Regions from separate parts of the Homo sapiens genome. Here region 1 is linked to region 2. Evidence: read pairs that join two places in POLR2A ChIA-PET (ENCODE). Cell type or tissue: GM12878. All regions are shown on one strand. Each heading gives the region's core, and the rest is flanking DNA. Links, peaks and the distances in the headings are about the cores only.

Evidence for each region. Peaks named below come from ENCODE experiments on the same cell type or tissue, not always from the same donor. Only the 100,000 strongest peaks of a DNase experiment are listed, where the experiment ranks them.
Region 1: POLR2A ChIA-PET joins it to region 2 with 6 read pairs; 3 of 35 experiments call an interaction of 5 or more read pairs at or near these places.

Annotation. Positions count from the first base shown.
Region 1 is chr9:32,611,469-32,619,167 of GRCh38, reverse strand. No RefSeq gene overlaps it. Among named protein-coding and RNA genes, the nearest start is that of TAF1L, 20 kb to the left of the region's middle. In GM12878, for the core only: no CTCF peak of the experiment used is centred there; no DNase peak of the experiment used is centred there.
Region 2 is chr9:32,554,836-32,562,534 of GRCh38, reverse strand. NDUFB6 (NADH:ubiquinone oxidoreductase subunit B6) reads left to right here. Exons shown (of 4, transcript NM_002493.5): 3 at 3,581-3,625. It also overlaps a transcript of SMIM27 not described here. Among named protein-coding and RNA genes, the nearest start is that of TOPORS, 6.1 kb to the right of the region's middle. In GM12878, for the core only: no CTCF peak of the experiment used is centred there; no DNase peak of the experiment used is centred there; H3K27ac peaks cover 981 bases.

The sequences.
Region 1 (7,699 bases), core at 2,138-6,137, 56 kb before region 2:
CCACGAGAAGCATTGTTATTGACATCAAGATTTTCCAGAATGGAGACCACTCTTGGTAAAGTTCTAGACAAAATGAGGTTCTCTGATTTACAAGGAAGTTTCATTCCTGAAAATTCTAATATACAAAAACCATATCAAAACAAATGAAACCACCACTACCACCACCACCACCACAACAAATTTTGTGTTCCATGTACAAAAACAAAACAAAACAAAACAAAAAACAGGAGTTAGGTTGTCAGCTCAGCTCATTATAAACAGCAATGTCACCCACATGAATCCTGCTGGGATAAGAAATGATTCTTCATTGTGTGGGATTGTTCCTTGCATTCAGGATGTCCAGCATCCTTGGTCCCTGTCTGCTGAATACCAGGTCACCTTCCCACCCATCTCACAACAACCAAAAACATTCCCACAAATGTCCAAAATGCTCTCAAAGAGGTGGTGTCACCTCCATTGAGACCACTGACCTGCTGGGTAAAGTTCAGACTCCAGAGCTTTGCACAGAAATCCTTCAGGATCTGGCTTCTGCTTCCCTCTCCATTCTCATCTTGAAGCATACACGCGCCCTCTGGCCATTCAGACCATGAGAGTTTCCCTGACTGGGTGCACCTCTCCTGTCCCTGTGCCTGGGAACAGCTCTCTCCCAGTTTAACTTATTCATGATCACCTCCTCCCCAGTCACTCCTCAGCTCAGCTCATCCAGGATGGATTAGCACTCCCTCCCCACGCCCACTCTTCTTGCTTAACTCTTTACAACCCTCGCAAACTGTATAGTAAGAGACGGTGTTCTTGTCAATTTCTTCCCAGCTCTACTCCCACACTGTGATCTTCTTAAGGGTAGGAGAAAGAGCTCCTGTGTCTTTGTACTCTGATGTGGTCCCCCTGAGTGTTCAGTTAATGGCTGCTGATGTTGATGTGCTTACGGAGAAGACCTGGCCTTCTCTCCGTGCCGGGCTCTGTCCTGCCCCCAGGTCTTCTACATGCTCTTCCTTTTTCACTGGTCCTGTTCCCTTAGCTCCGTCACATCCTACTCTTTCTTCAGGTCTCAGCTTAACTGTCACTTATCCAGGAGTGTTTTCCTTGTCCCCCTCCCCCAGCTGTCTCCACAATCCTATTATTCGTCATTAATGTACCCTGTACTTCCCTTAATACTGGAGATGATCTCCAGGTCCTTGGAAAGAACAGGGACAGCAGAGGAAACCTAGACTGAGAACCAGGCTCCTCCTTCTGTTTAGTGGATCTTGTAAGCCAGAGGTTCCTCCATCATCCCTAAATGACTAATAATGACTTCTCTCTAACCTTAGACATTGAGGCTCTTGAGCTTAATTTATCTTGATTTGGAAATATAAAGAAATGTGACCCTCTTGCTGGTTACATTTCTTAGTCTGACACTAGTGTGTAAGAGATGCTCAACACAGAAGTTGAATCAAAACTTCTGACACACACAAGGGCAGTTAGACTTTTTTGTATGACCCAGAAAATAATACAGGCACTCAAATAACATAATAACCAATACTTGCTTATTATCCTGTGGAATTCTCTGTGCTCTATAAAAACATTAGCAAGGGGAATGGACTCCACAGTGTTAAGGTAATTAAATAGAAAGGTAAGCATTTTATTGTTGAAAAAAGTGATTAGTTAAAATTATATACAAAGACATGTAGGTTATTATTTTACTAAATGAAAAAAGAAATTCTGCCACTCTACTCTCAAGATTTGTCTACCTGGCGGCTGATTTACCTGCCTAGAGGGTGAGCCATCTCCATTCCTCAAACTTGGAGGTAACTTCTTTGAGGACCTCATCATGCTGATCCTTTGAACTATTCGAGGATTTTTGGGCTTTCTCTGAGTTTCTGTCTCTTCTATCCTGTTGTTTGTTTGTTTGTTTTTGTTTTTGTTTTTTTAAAGACAGTCTTACTCTATCGCCCTGGCTGGAGTGCAGTGGTGCGATCTCGGCTCACTGCAATCTCCGCCTCCTGGGTTCAAGTGATTCTCCTGCTTCAGCCTCCCGAGTAGCTGGGATTACAGATTCCCGCCACCATGTCCAGCTAATTTTTGTATTTTCAGTAGAGATGGGGTATCACCATGTTGGCCAGGCTTGTCTCGAATTCCTGACCTCAAGTGATCTGCCCACCTTGGCCTCCCAAAGTGTTGGGATTACAGGAGTGAGCCATCATGCCTGGCCTCTTCTATCCTTTTTAAAATAACACGTTCAATGGTTTGTCATTCAATAGTCAGTCCCATATGTACCCAAAGCTCTGCAATTCCAGAAGAAAATTTCACAAATGATAAAATGCATTAATTCTGGCCAGGCATGGTGGCTCACATTTGTAATCCTAGCACTTTGGGAGCCCTAGGCAGGCGGTGAAACCCCATATCTACTAAGAATACAAAAAATTAGCTGGGCGTGGTGCAGGTGCCTATAATCGCAGCTACTCGGGAGGCTGAGGCAGGAGAATCGCTTGAACCCAGAGGATGGAGGTTGCAGTGAGCCGAGATTGGGCCACTTCACTCCAGCCTGGCAAACGAGCAAAACTCCATCTCAAAAAAATAGCATTAATTCTAAAATCTCTTTAGCAGCCTAAAGTCAGTTGTTACTAATACTTTTTTCTAATTATATTTTTTAAAATCCTCTTTAAGACGAAGCAGCATGCCTTACTAATAATATACTTGAATTTTATCTTCCTGCATACATCATGTCCCATAGCCCAGGTGAGTTTTTCTGAGTTTTTAATCTCAGTACAATTCATGTTGTTTTTCTTATTACCATTGCTATTATCAATTATAAATATTTCTTATATATAAACAAAGTATCACTGACAAAGCATAAAATTAGGTACTAGTTCTTGCTGGTCAATTTGAAACAGAAACTGCTTGCACTATACATATGTCATTAGCCATCCCAAAATGTTCACTCATGAGATACAGGAAAATAATAATCACTAATGCATATGCTTTAGAAGATGACTAAATCCTTAATAATCTGGAAGTGCTCTAATTTACTGATTAGGAAGCTAATGTGGTTTTTCACACAGTTTTGAGTTGACTTGAATAAGATAATTTTAAATATCAATTATTTCCCCTGCACAGAAATAAAACATGTCTTACAAATGTGTATTCAATCTACATGTGAATATTGGTAAACCATAAGTGATTTAGATAATACATTCTATTTATGGATTAATGAATACCACCCTAATTGACAATACTTACATTTAAAAATATAATTTAGTAATAAAGAAAAATTGTGAGAAATAAGATTGCTTAGAATAACAGTAGAATCCCAGAAAGAATTTTCTGAGTTCCTACTCTAAACTCCTATTTGCATGGCATATAAATACATTTTTATACATGTATGTATGTATATATATAACAACAAAAACCTAGATATGTAACTGCTTTGCCTAAACAACATTTTCATGATTGACTATTGCTAACACATAATTTTAAAACAGTGCTCTATATGTCTTTTGATTTCAACACATATTATTCATTTCCTAAGGATACATGAAAAAGGAGAAACAACCCTTAATACAATCATTAAGCACAATAGAGTGAGAAACAAAGAAATCAGGAAAAAGTGAGAACAATATTTCTACAAGTACAAGAAATGGGGGGAAAGTGTTAGGACTCAAAGCCACCAAACGGTGTATTCCAATTTTCAATATACATATGTGATTTGCAAAGCCACATCTCCTGCCTGTGTTCTTCTTTGTATTGACTCATTCCAACACACACTGCTACTAATACATTTTGTCACTCACGTAGTTTCTATGGCCTGCTGACCACGAACACAGAGTGGCCAGTCTGTTGGCATCACTCTGGAGTGGCTGTGTAAAGGAGCTCATGCTCCACTGGGATGCCTTCTAGAAGGTCCATTTCCAGCTCTCAGTGTCTTTTATACATGCCCAGAAGTCACATGAAGACTTCTAGCTCCTCTATATCTCCCTGGCTCTCGATGTACAGTGGGAAGTGAAGATGATAACTGATGAATTTGGGACATGGCTGATCTTTGGATGAGGGTCTTTGAATCAATCAATTCTCCCTTTAGCTTGTGTGATAAGGTCTATTGATGTACATTCTGTATCAATTGCCATACAAGAAACTTGAGATCCTCCAGTTAAGACTGTTGGTCTTGGCTTGGTGCAGTGGCTCTTGCCTGTAATCCCAGCAGGTTGGGAGGCCAAGGCAGGAGGATTGCTTGAGCCCAGGAATTCAAGACTAGCCTGGGCAACATAGTGTGATCTGATCTCTACAAAAATTAAAAAAATAAAAATAAAAAAAATAGCCTGATGTGGTGGCATGTGGCATGTGCCATGTGCCTGGGAGGCTGATGTGAGAAGATTGCTTAAGCCCAGGAGTTTAAGGCTGCAGTGAGCCGTGATTGAGCCATTGCACTTGAGCTGGAGCGATGGGCAACACAGTGAGATCTTGTCTCAAAAAATAAATGAATGAATAAATAAAGATTGTTGGTCTTCTTGCCAATCTTTTCATTGCCCTGTTGGGGCAACCCTGTCTCTCTCAGTAGTAGCCCTTTGATAGGCATCCTATATTTTTGTTTCTTTTTTATTACTGTAAATCAAGTGGTTTCAGCTGTAACTTATTTGTTCATGTCCAATACTCCTTCCAGCTTAATTTTATAATTTTGGACTAATTTACAAAAAACCTAGCATGCTAAGGTTTAAGAAAACAGCATAGCATGGAGTAAATGTAAGCGTATGCAATGAAATCCATGGCAAAGTTATCCCGGAGTGTCCTTAGTGATGGGCTGCTCTCCTGTCTAAGCCTAGCCCAGGCAGAGATGTGGGCTGCAGTGGTGTTGGTGGTGGTGGTGCTGGTGGTGCTTGTGAGAGGGTGTGTGTGTGAATGTGACTTGCCATCCAGTCTTGGAAATGGGGATGTGAAATGTGGGTTCCCACATCTTCATTATTCTGTGGGCACTATCTCCTTAGATTGGGGCCAGATAAAATGGGAACCAACTAATTGGAGGATTTCTGAAAACACTGCTACTGTTCTAGAAGCTGTATCCCAGCAATACTTAAACCAGAGTGGATTATTGCCATCAGGTGTCGCCAATCTCATTTAGGACCAGATCGGATTTGGGTCTCAAAACTAGACCCCTCCCAGCTCCTGGTCTGGATCACTTCGTTAAACTGACAATAAAGGAAACACATTTTGGGCCGATGAATTTTTATACTCAGCTAATCATGTTAAGGAGGAGTTTTACTGAATGTGTTCACATGTATTACATTTCTTATTTTAAACACAAATATGATAATGTTATGGTAGAGAGGTGGTAATACATTCTGCAATGCAATACATTGCATCTTATTATTTTCCCCCTCACTAATTTGTCTTGGAGAGCTTTCCATAGCAATATACGTGGATCAATGTAATGATCCACATGTATTTTAATGGCTGCCTTGTATCGCATTACATAAATGTAGCATAATTTACTTGACTCACCCAATGAAAGATGTTCCACACCTGCTCCCACCAGCTTTGTGGTTGTTTTTGCTGTTATTACAAATAGTGTTGTAATAAGCATTCTTGAATATATATCTTTGCGACATTTGAAAGTATATCTGTAGAAAAAATGCTAGAAGTAGGTTAAAGATTAGTAGTCAATGGAGAGAACAGGATTCACTACAGAGGGATGAGATTTGCAGCCACAGGAGTTGACAGGAAGGGACTCTAGCCTTAAGAAGCATTCTAGATAAAGCACAGGAAAGGAAAATGGCTTTAATTAGTGTGCATTTAGCTGAACTGAATAAATTAGAAATGTTGAGAGAAGTGAGAGGAAGACCAGAAGTTATGGTATTGTCGAAATTATCTTTGTGTTTTTCACATATGAAGAGTAGAAAATATCTTTCTGGCGGGGGGATAAAGAAAATTACTGAGATACCCATCAACAGGGGTTTGGTTAAACCAGCTGTGGCATAGTCATGCAGGAGAGTACTATTCAGCTGTTAAAAATGAATCTACTCACAGTGTATTGAGTGGAAAGGGGAGGTTATAGAACATTATGAATAGTGTAACACTGGGAGAGAGAGTTAGTTCCCTACCAAGTAGCCATTCTAGTCTTCTCCCTCAAGTTAGGGGGACCTTATTTTTAGGTGGGCACAATGTAACCCACCAGTAAGATGACATTTCCCTCCTCCTTTGCAAAGATGGGACCATATAACTAAATTCTGGCAATAAAGTATAATCAGAAGTTTCCTTGAAAAGGAGAGAATTATGCCCCTTTCCCTCTCCTCCAATCTGCTCCTTGGAATGTGGATGTAATGGCAGAAGCCCTGTCATTTTTCCCTGGTGAGAGATAAGATTTATCTTGTTCAAGTCATAATTTGAGAGTTTCTGTTATGTACAGCCCAATGTAATCCTAACTCATATAAACTCCACTTGTGTTTAAAAGTTAAATATGTACACGTGTATGCACAGACACACACACCTCCCCCCCACAAGGTGTATATGCTTAAAGCATACATGCATAAAATATTTGTAAGTGTATATAACAAACTATTAAGAGTTGGGGGGGTATGAGATTATAAGCAGGAAGTGGGGGGACTTTTTTATATTTTTTAAGTTTTAGCAATAAACATGTTTTCAGGAAAAATTAAGATATTTCTATTTTTATGAAGAAAACAGCTTGACTGATAATTCCTTGAAATCAAAACACTGGGCAAGTCCCTTATTTGTCTCCGTCCTCCTCAGATGAAATGCCCTCATGATCGTGTCGGCTTCCCGCGTATTTTTCAATGTTCCCAAATTATTCTAGGAGGATTGGTTTACCCACACATTCTGAATATTCCAGTTCTCTTTTAAATAGACAGCATCCTGCTTCTAATACAAAAACAGTTTAAGAGAAAGCTGCATTTACTAATGGGATGAATAATTGATTCCAATAGATAAGAACACACATACACAGCTGCTTTGACAATAAAAAGAGGTTTTCTCTAAATAAGACTTCTCGTTATCATCAGCACTCAGTTGTTACCATGGCTACATGTTCATTTAAAAGCCAATCACAATAAGAAAATATGATCCAGTTCTCCAGATAACTGGAGTGGGTTAAAGCAAGACTTGGAGAGGAAGCTGCTTGGAGGCCCTGGAAGTCCAGGGACTTCTGGTCTGAGAATTACAATGCCTGGTCCGTGCTAGTCTCTCCTAATTGTGTTCAATTTCATGGGTAACACAAATAAATAGACATATGGAATATGGAAGTAAGGGACAGGAGGATTGGCACCCCAAGAGAAACCAAATCAGGGAGCTGGGGGGGAGGATGGGGAAGACATTGATTAGTGATATGATACATATTCAAAATTCAGGTAAAAAGAAAGGTCTAAGCCTGATGCAGTGGCTCATGCCTGTAATCCCAGCATTTGGGAGGCTGAGGCAGGAGGATTGCCTGAGGCCAGGAGTTCGAGACCAGCCTGGGCAACATAACAAGACCCTGTCTCAAAAAAATCAAAAAATTAGCCAGCATGGTGGCACGTGGCTGTAGTCTCAGCTGCTTGGGAGGCTGAGGCAGGAGGATCAGTTGAGCCTAGGAGTTGGAGACTGCAGTGAATTATGATCATGTGACTATATTCCAGCCTGGGTGACAGAGCAAGACCCTATCTCAGAAAAAAAAGAGAAGAAAAAAAAAAAAGAGAGAAAGGTCTCTGTATTATGTGGTTGATTCCAGGGCTGCCTA
Region 2 (7,699 bases), core at 1,419-5,418:
TGTCTAACAAATTATAGATAATCCAGTGAATGTTGGCTTTCTGTTAGCCTATTGACAGAAGAGTGAAACAACCAAAATTTTGGGGGGTTTTCAGAACACCCCTGCCCCCAACATAACTTACTCTCTTTGATTGTGTTCTCTATTGATTGTGTAGACTCTTTAAAATTCTGATTGCTGACATCTTTGTTCCGTGTACTAAGCAGATTAAGCCCCTTGATTAACAAGTACGGAGTGCCTAGCATGTCCTCTTCCTTTATTGCTATAGAAAGAATATACAAGACCAAATTCCTGACCTCAAAGACTTTATAGTAAAGTTGGAAGATAGGTATAATTTGGGAAAGAGTACGGAGGAAAAAAGTTAATTCCTGTTAGAAGCAAACATATGGAGTCAGTAATGAACGTGGCCGTATGTACCTAAGACTGAGGAGCTGACTAGAATGGAAGGTCTGTTGACTAGGTAGCCTGGGACCAATTTATGGAAGGTGTTGAAAGTTAGATAGAAGAAGTTGAACTGCATGTGATAGGCAATGGGAAGCTTTCCATTTTTTAATGGGAGAGTGACTTGATGAATGTGATACATTGAGGAAAACAAAGAAAAACATTGAAATGGATGGTGAATTGAAGGGAAGAAAGTTCTGACAGCAGGGCAGATCAGCTGGAGGCCATTGCGTTTTAGTAGATGTCAGTTGAGAATCTGGTTAGGGTGAAGATAGCAGGGATGAAGAAGAAAAATAAAGCCAGAGACACTTCTAAAGGAAGAAACACCTGAAGTTGGTGGTTGATTAAGTTGGGGATAAAACCAAAGTTCACAGTCATTTATGACTGCAAAATCTCTAGCCTTGGAAATTACAAGTAGGGTATTGGAAGGGAGGGCTTTCTGATGATGGGATAGAAGTGAATATTTTAGACTGGGTGTGGTGGCTCATGCTTGTAATCCTGGCACTTTGGGAGGCTGAGGCGGGTGGATTGCTTGAGCTCAGAGGTTCGAGACCAGCCTGGGCAACATGGTGAAACCCCATCTCTACTAAAATACAAAAAAATTAGCTGGGCTTGGTGGCATGTGCCTGTAATCCCAGCTACTCAGAAGGCTGAGGCAGAAGAATTGCTGGAAACCAGGAGGCAGAAGTTGCAGTGAGTCGAGATTGGGCCACCGCACTCTCCAGCCTGAGCGATATAACGAGACTCTGTCTCAAAAAAAAAAAAAGAAAATAGTGAATTTTTTAGGAGCGTGTGCTGCCATGGCAGTTTTGGAGATGTCCAAGTGGACATGGCCTGTCTTATGTGTTAGAAACATGAGATTGTTAGTTCTAAGAGGAATTAGAGTTGGGTTAGGGGATTTTCACATTACAAACCAACACAAACTCTCTCTACAACTATTAAAAAGGGCTAACAATTTGTATATCTAAGGGTGAGAGAATAGTTTGTATTTCTGTTGTTGATGGGCTTTAAAAAAGTTTATGTTCATAAAAAGGCTACTTCATTTCATTATACATCTGTTATGTTTTCACTATTTTGGCATGTAAGACCCTAGAGAAGAAAATATATTACTTTCTGTCAGTGAAAGTTTAACATCCAAGAGTGATTTTTATGTGCAGAAAGAACTGGTTACAGTGACTTAAAATCCAGATTAATGTATGGTTCTTGAGTTTCAAATATAAAAACATATTTTTTTCCTAATTCTTTAAATTCAGTTTTAAAATTCTATTAAACTATGCATCTAGTAAAATAAGAATAATCTCCTTTGTTTTTACTATCTTTGGATTAATTGAAGTTGAACTCTTCTGAAACAATTCCATTTACAAACATAGCTAAATTCTGTTAAATATTTTAAATTGTATTTATACATTTTGTGTGTTCAATTTTATTTCGAAGTATTTATATGGTAAATTTATGATTCTAAGAAGTAATTTTTTTCAACCTAGAATCACAAATCAATTATGCATTTTAACTAGAATCCTAAACCTAATTTTTTAAAACCTCTGTTAGCCAGATTATCTTACACATTACAAACTCTGATCAACAGAATGTATGGAATGTAGCAATGTTTTCAGAACTTTTAAAAGTTGACACATTCACTTATTTATACTCTGGGTTTAACTTACTTTATCATATCTAAATTTAACTACATTTTTCTGGGATCGAAAAGACATTTCTAAGAGAAGCAAATTTAACAAACTGCAGTCACTAGGTTGACAATTTAATACAGTAATGTGGTTGCTTATCTGAGGGTTCACACTTCCAGGTGATTTTTCCTGAGCCATAGATGGACATATTTAGTTAAACATTTTGTGTCAGTAGAGGTCCCAGAGCCACTCACTTACCTTACTTTTTCTCTTGATTTTGGTAGGTAAAGGATTGCATCTTCAATAAGATTGCAACCAGTTTGCTTCAGCTCACTCCTTTGCTGCCTAATTGAATTCTGCATCTCTCAGATGACTTTTCAGTGTCTTTTTGCCTTTTAGCACGTAAAGACATTTTAAAGTGCTCACATTGTATTCTGAGTTTCTCTCATGTTCCAGTTCTCTATGCCTCATATCATGCCAATAATCTTTTAAATTTTGGGCAGTGGTATCTTGTGCAGATGTATATGCATAAAAAGTACATGTATTCAACAATTACTTATGTAGTACCTCTTATGTGCAAGGCATTGTTTTAAAGACCAGGATACAGCAGTGAACAGAGCAGATTGAGTCCCTCCCCTCATGAAATGTTTAGTTTTAGAGACTGGTAATAAATATATAAACAAAGAGGTATATTAATGTTATAGGAGAACAAGTCTATAGAAGAAAAATTAAGCAGGGTAAAAACTAGAGAATGATAAGGCTTGCTATTTTAATTAGGCCTCTCTGAGGAAGTGATCTTTGAAGACAAACATAAATGAAATGAAGATACAGGTCAAGCAGTATTTAGGAGAAGAGCATTTCAGGTAGAGGAATCATGAAGTACAGAGGCCTTGAGGCACAAGCAGGCTTGACTGAATTGGACTCCTAGGAATGGAGCCACTGTGGCTGTAGTAGAGTAAGTGAGGGAGAAAAGACTGGCTTTTTCTCTAAGAATTATGAAACTTTGAGCAGAGTGACATATCTTAAAAGAATCAGTGTACTCTGCCTTGAAGTGTGGAGAATAGACTTTTCATTTGCATAGGAGGGCACAAGTGGAAGCAGGGAGGCTAGTAGGTGCTGTTGTGGTAGTTGAGGTGAAAATATGATAGAGGCTTGGACAAGGCTGGTGATGAGAACCAGTTGGATTCAGGGTATATTCTTAAGATAGAATTAACAGGCTCTGCTGAGGAGTCAAGGTTTCTGTCTTTCATAACTGGGGGAATAAGAGTGTCATTTACTGAGATGGGGGACATGGGGAGGAACAGTTTGGGGATGGGAGAAGTTAAGTGTGGGACCTGGTTAAGTTTGAGATGCCTGTTTGATAGCTAAGTAGAGATGTTGAGTAAACAGTTGGATATGTGAATCTGGAGTTCTGTGAAAGTTTGGAGCTTAAGTTAAAATTTGGGGTATGACCTATTTCTTATTTTCAGAAGAAACTCTTAACACCATAATTAACACAGAGTTAACTTTTATTACAGGAAAAACCATATGGCATAGTTGAAAAGAAGTCCAGAATATTCCCTGTAAGTCTTAACACTTCTGATTTTTCTTTTGTTTATTGTTTTTCTCTTTCCTTTTCCTCCCTTTCCAAGCAATTATTAGATTAAAATGTTCTTTCCTTCTCACTTTCGGTTTAAGTCCCTGTTTTGTGTATTCTTGTAAAAAACAAAACAAAACAAAAAAAAACAGGAAGAAATACCGTGAGGTAACAATTACAGTTCAAATGGGAAGTGAGCACATTTATTTTCAACCTGGCTGTAAAACGTGTTTTGTGACCTTGATTTTCCTAAAGGGAGTTGAAAGTACCAAAAGTTTTTCACTGTGTCCTGTTTCATGTTGGGTAAAGAGCTTAGGGCATGAGCCTAAGCAAACATCCATGCATGGTGACAGCAACTGAATTTCTGTTATTAATTCCAAACTCTCATGTCCTATGGCTTTGTACCTCATTTTCAAGATTTGACCTTAAGTTCTCCATCTGTGAATTTAATATCCACTAATGGGTGTTTTAAATTTTATACTATGGGCCAGGCACAGTGGCTCATGCCTGTAATCCCAGCACTTTGGGAGGCCAAGATGGGTGGATCGTGAGGTCAGGAGATCGAGACCATTCTGGCTAACACGGTGAAACCCCGTCTCTACTGAAAATACAAAAAATTAGCTGGGCGTGGTGGCGGGCGCCTGTAGTCCCAGCTACTCGAGAGGCTGAGGCAGGAGAATGGCGTGAACCTGGGAGGTGGAGCTTGCAGTGAGCCGAGGTTGCGCCACTGCACTCCAGCCTGGGTGACAGAGCGAGACTCCGTCTCAAAAAAAAAAAATGTATACTATGAATGTGTGAGCTATAGTACTAATTTGAAATGAGTTATTTTAGCATTAAAAGGTGACTCAGTAGTCAGTTGGTATTTACTAGCTGTTTGTGAGGTTATTGTTTAGCATAGTAGAATACATACTATGTTCTTGTCTATTTCTAGTCACAGATAATGAACTATCATAACTCAAAAGTACACAATTTAAATAACAAAAGTGTGATTCTTGCTTTAATCAAATGACTTAGTCACAGTAATGATTATCTGTTGCAACAGGGGAATTTTAGGAAGGGCCACCAAAACTGGCCAGCGGTCCCAGTTGGAACGCTGGTTTAAGAAATAGTTGGGGGAGGGGCCAGGCGCGGTGGCTCACGCGTGTAATCCCAGCACTTTGGGAGGCCAAGGTGGGTGGATCACAAGGTCAGAACTTCGAGACCAGCCTGGCCAACATGGTGAAACCCCGTCTCTACTAAAAATACAAAAATTACCGTGCGTGGTGGCGGGCACCTGTAATCCCAGCTACTGAGGATGCTGAGGCAGGAAAATTGCTTGAAACTGGAAGGCGGAGGTTGCAGTGAGCTGAGATCGTGGCACTGCACTCCAGCCTCAGAAATGAGTGAAACTCCATCTCAAAAAAAAAGGAAAAAGGAAAAAAAAAAGTAGGGGGTATCGGGGGCTCATGCCTGTAATTACAGCACTATGGGAAGCCGAGGTGGGTGGATCCCTTGAGGCTAGGGGTTCGAGACCAGCCTGGCCAACATGGTGAAACACCATCTGTACTAAAAAAAAAATACAAAAATTAGCCAGGTGTGGTGGTGCACGCCTGTAATCCCAGCTACCTGGAGGCTGAGGCACAAGAATTGCTTGAACCTGGAAGGCAGAAGTTGCAGTGTGCGGAGTTTGCGCCACTGCACTCCAGCCTGGGTCACAGAGTGAGACTCTGTCTCGGGAAAAAAAAAAAAAAAAAGTGGGGGCCAGGCGCGGTGGCTAACACCTGTAATGCCAGCACTTTGGGAGGCAGAGGCAGGTGGATCACCTGAGGTCAGGATTTTGAGACCAGCCTGGCCAACATGGTGAAACTCCATCTCTACTATTAATAAAAATACAAAAATTAGCTGGGCATGGTGGTGCACGCCTGTAATCCTAGCTACCGGGGAGGCTGAGGCACAAGAATTGCCTGAACCTGGGAGGCAGAGGTTGCAGTGAGCCAAGATTGCGCCACTGCACTCCAGCCTTAGCGACAGAGCACCCTGCCTCAAAAAAAAAAAAAAAAAAAAAAAAAAGTAGGGGATTTCTCCTTTTGTTTTATTGTGTAACATTGATGTGTGTTACAGCCTAGGTAGTCTCAAAATAGGAAATTATCTTGCTGGTTTTTCCAGCTGGGCAATTTATATTTATTTAGTCTTCCATTTATTCCATTTAAATGTTAATTTATTTTGCCATTTACTGTTCAAAGGAAAAGGAGAGCTCTATTCAGAAGACCATATCAGGGATCCTGTAGCATTTCTCATATTTCTGTATTTTTTGCCACTGTGGTTCTTTCTTGTTTCTGTGCCATGACCCCTTTGAGGAACTGAAGAATGCTCATTGTATATATGTTTAGAATAGGACAAGTAATAACAAACTTCCAAATCTCAATGGCTTAACAAAACAGAGGTTTATTTCTTGTTGACATCACAGACTACTGTGAATCAGGTGATCTTCCTCAATCTTACAGCCGTGCCTATCGAATATGAGGTTCCAAGATTGTGATACAAAGATACGGCAGGATGTCTCAGGGGATGATTTTTAGGATCTAAGCTTAGAAGTAGCTTACATCACTTCTGCTCAAATTCTGTTAGCTAAAACTCACTGTCATCTTCCCAAATATTATCTGTGTGCTCTTTGCTATTTCCCAGACCCCTGTTCATGGAGTTTCTGCTACATTCCATCTTTCTAGTCACCAAACAGCTCTTGGCTTCTTTCTTTACCCATGCATAACACACTTAGTCTCTCTCCTTAGGGAGAAATCCCAAAGTCCCATTCCATCATTGCACCCCGGCCCCAAATCCATGATCTCCAGATGATGTAAAATAGTATGTCAGGTTTATATATGACTTCTGTTGATCTGAGGATCAGTGAACTAAGAAGACAAGTTAACTGTATCCTTGTCCCCCAACCACACCCATTGTTCAGTGGTAGAATTTGGATAGCATAGTAGTCACTGGTTCTTGGCAATCCTGAAATCTCACTCCTAACCCGTGTGTGAGAAATTACTTGAATGGGCACTGATTTTGTTTTCTTGAAAGAACACCTTTATCCATCGTTCTTCCTGGTTCCTGGCTCTGTCCAGGGGGTTTGTTCTTTTCATTATCTACCTAGACCACATCTAAATGGTATTGGGAAGCATGCCCTCCTTAGGGGGCTGTATGGGCTTCAGAATCTGCCACCTGCTTGCAGGAGGTTGAATGCCAGAGGTTGTTTTAATTTCAAACATTCTGGCAGGATTCTGTAAACTATATGTTTGGTTTGTCCATCCATTTCCCTTAACATTTAGAAGCATGAAAAGAAAAATATTTGGTAGACATCTAATGTGTTTACTTCTAGTCAGTGTCTCATGCCAGTATCTGTTTTTCCTATACACAGTTACCAGCTTGTCTCATTTCTTTGTCCTTATGCATCTGCCTCTCTCACCTCTGTGGCAGCTATGTGGAGGCCATCTGAGGCAGACTGGTTCAAAGGCTACCTTCATTTTAAACTGATCTTTGCCATAGGGCTGTGTCCCTCTGTTTGAGTTTTATTGGGCTTCTGTTGCTCAGATTTCTTGTGTTAACTTATTGTTTAGGAATTCTGAAGTAGTGTGATTTTTCAATACCACAAGGTCCTGATTTTTTATTTATTTTTTAGATACAGGGTCCTACTCTTGCTCAGGCTGGTTTTGAACTCTGGGCCTCAAGCAATCCTCCTGCCTTGGACTCCCAAAGTGCTGGGATTACAGGCATGAGCCACCATGACTGGCCCAAATTTTTAGATTCTATTAACTTTTTTTTTTTTTGGTCAGGAACAGAAAGTCTCTAGCGTGCACCAAAGTGTTCTCTCGTCCTCTCCATTTTTATGTCGCCTCTCAAATCAGCCACTTTTTGCCTGAGCTCATGCTTCTTAAAGTACATTCCCAAGGCATCCAAGGATCCCAAGGATCCAAACACATACTATAACTTTTTTTCCCAGCTACTTCTTCTAGAACCTCAAGTTCATTAGGCAGTCAGCTTCCAAGTTATAGGAGATATTTTGCTAAATAGTTTGCCACTGCCTTTT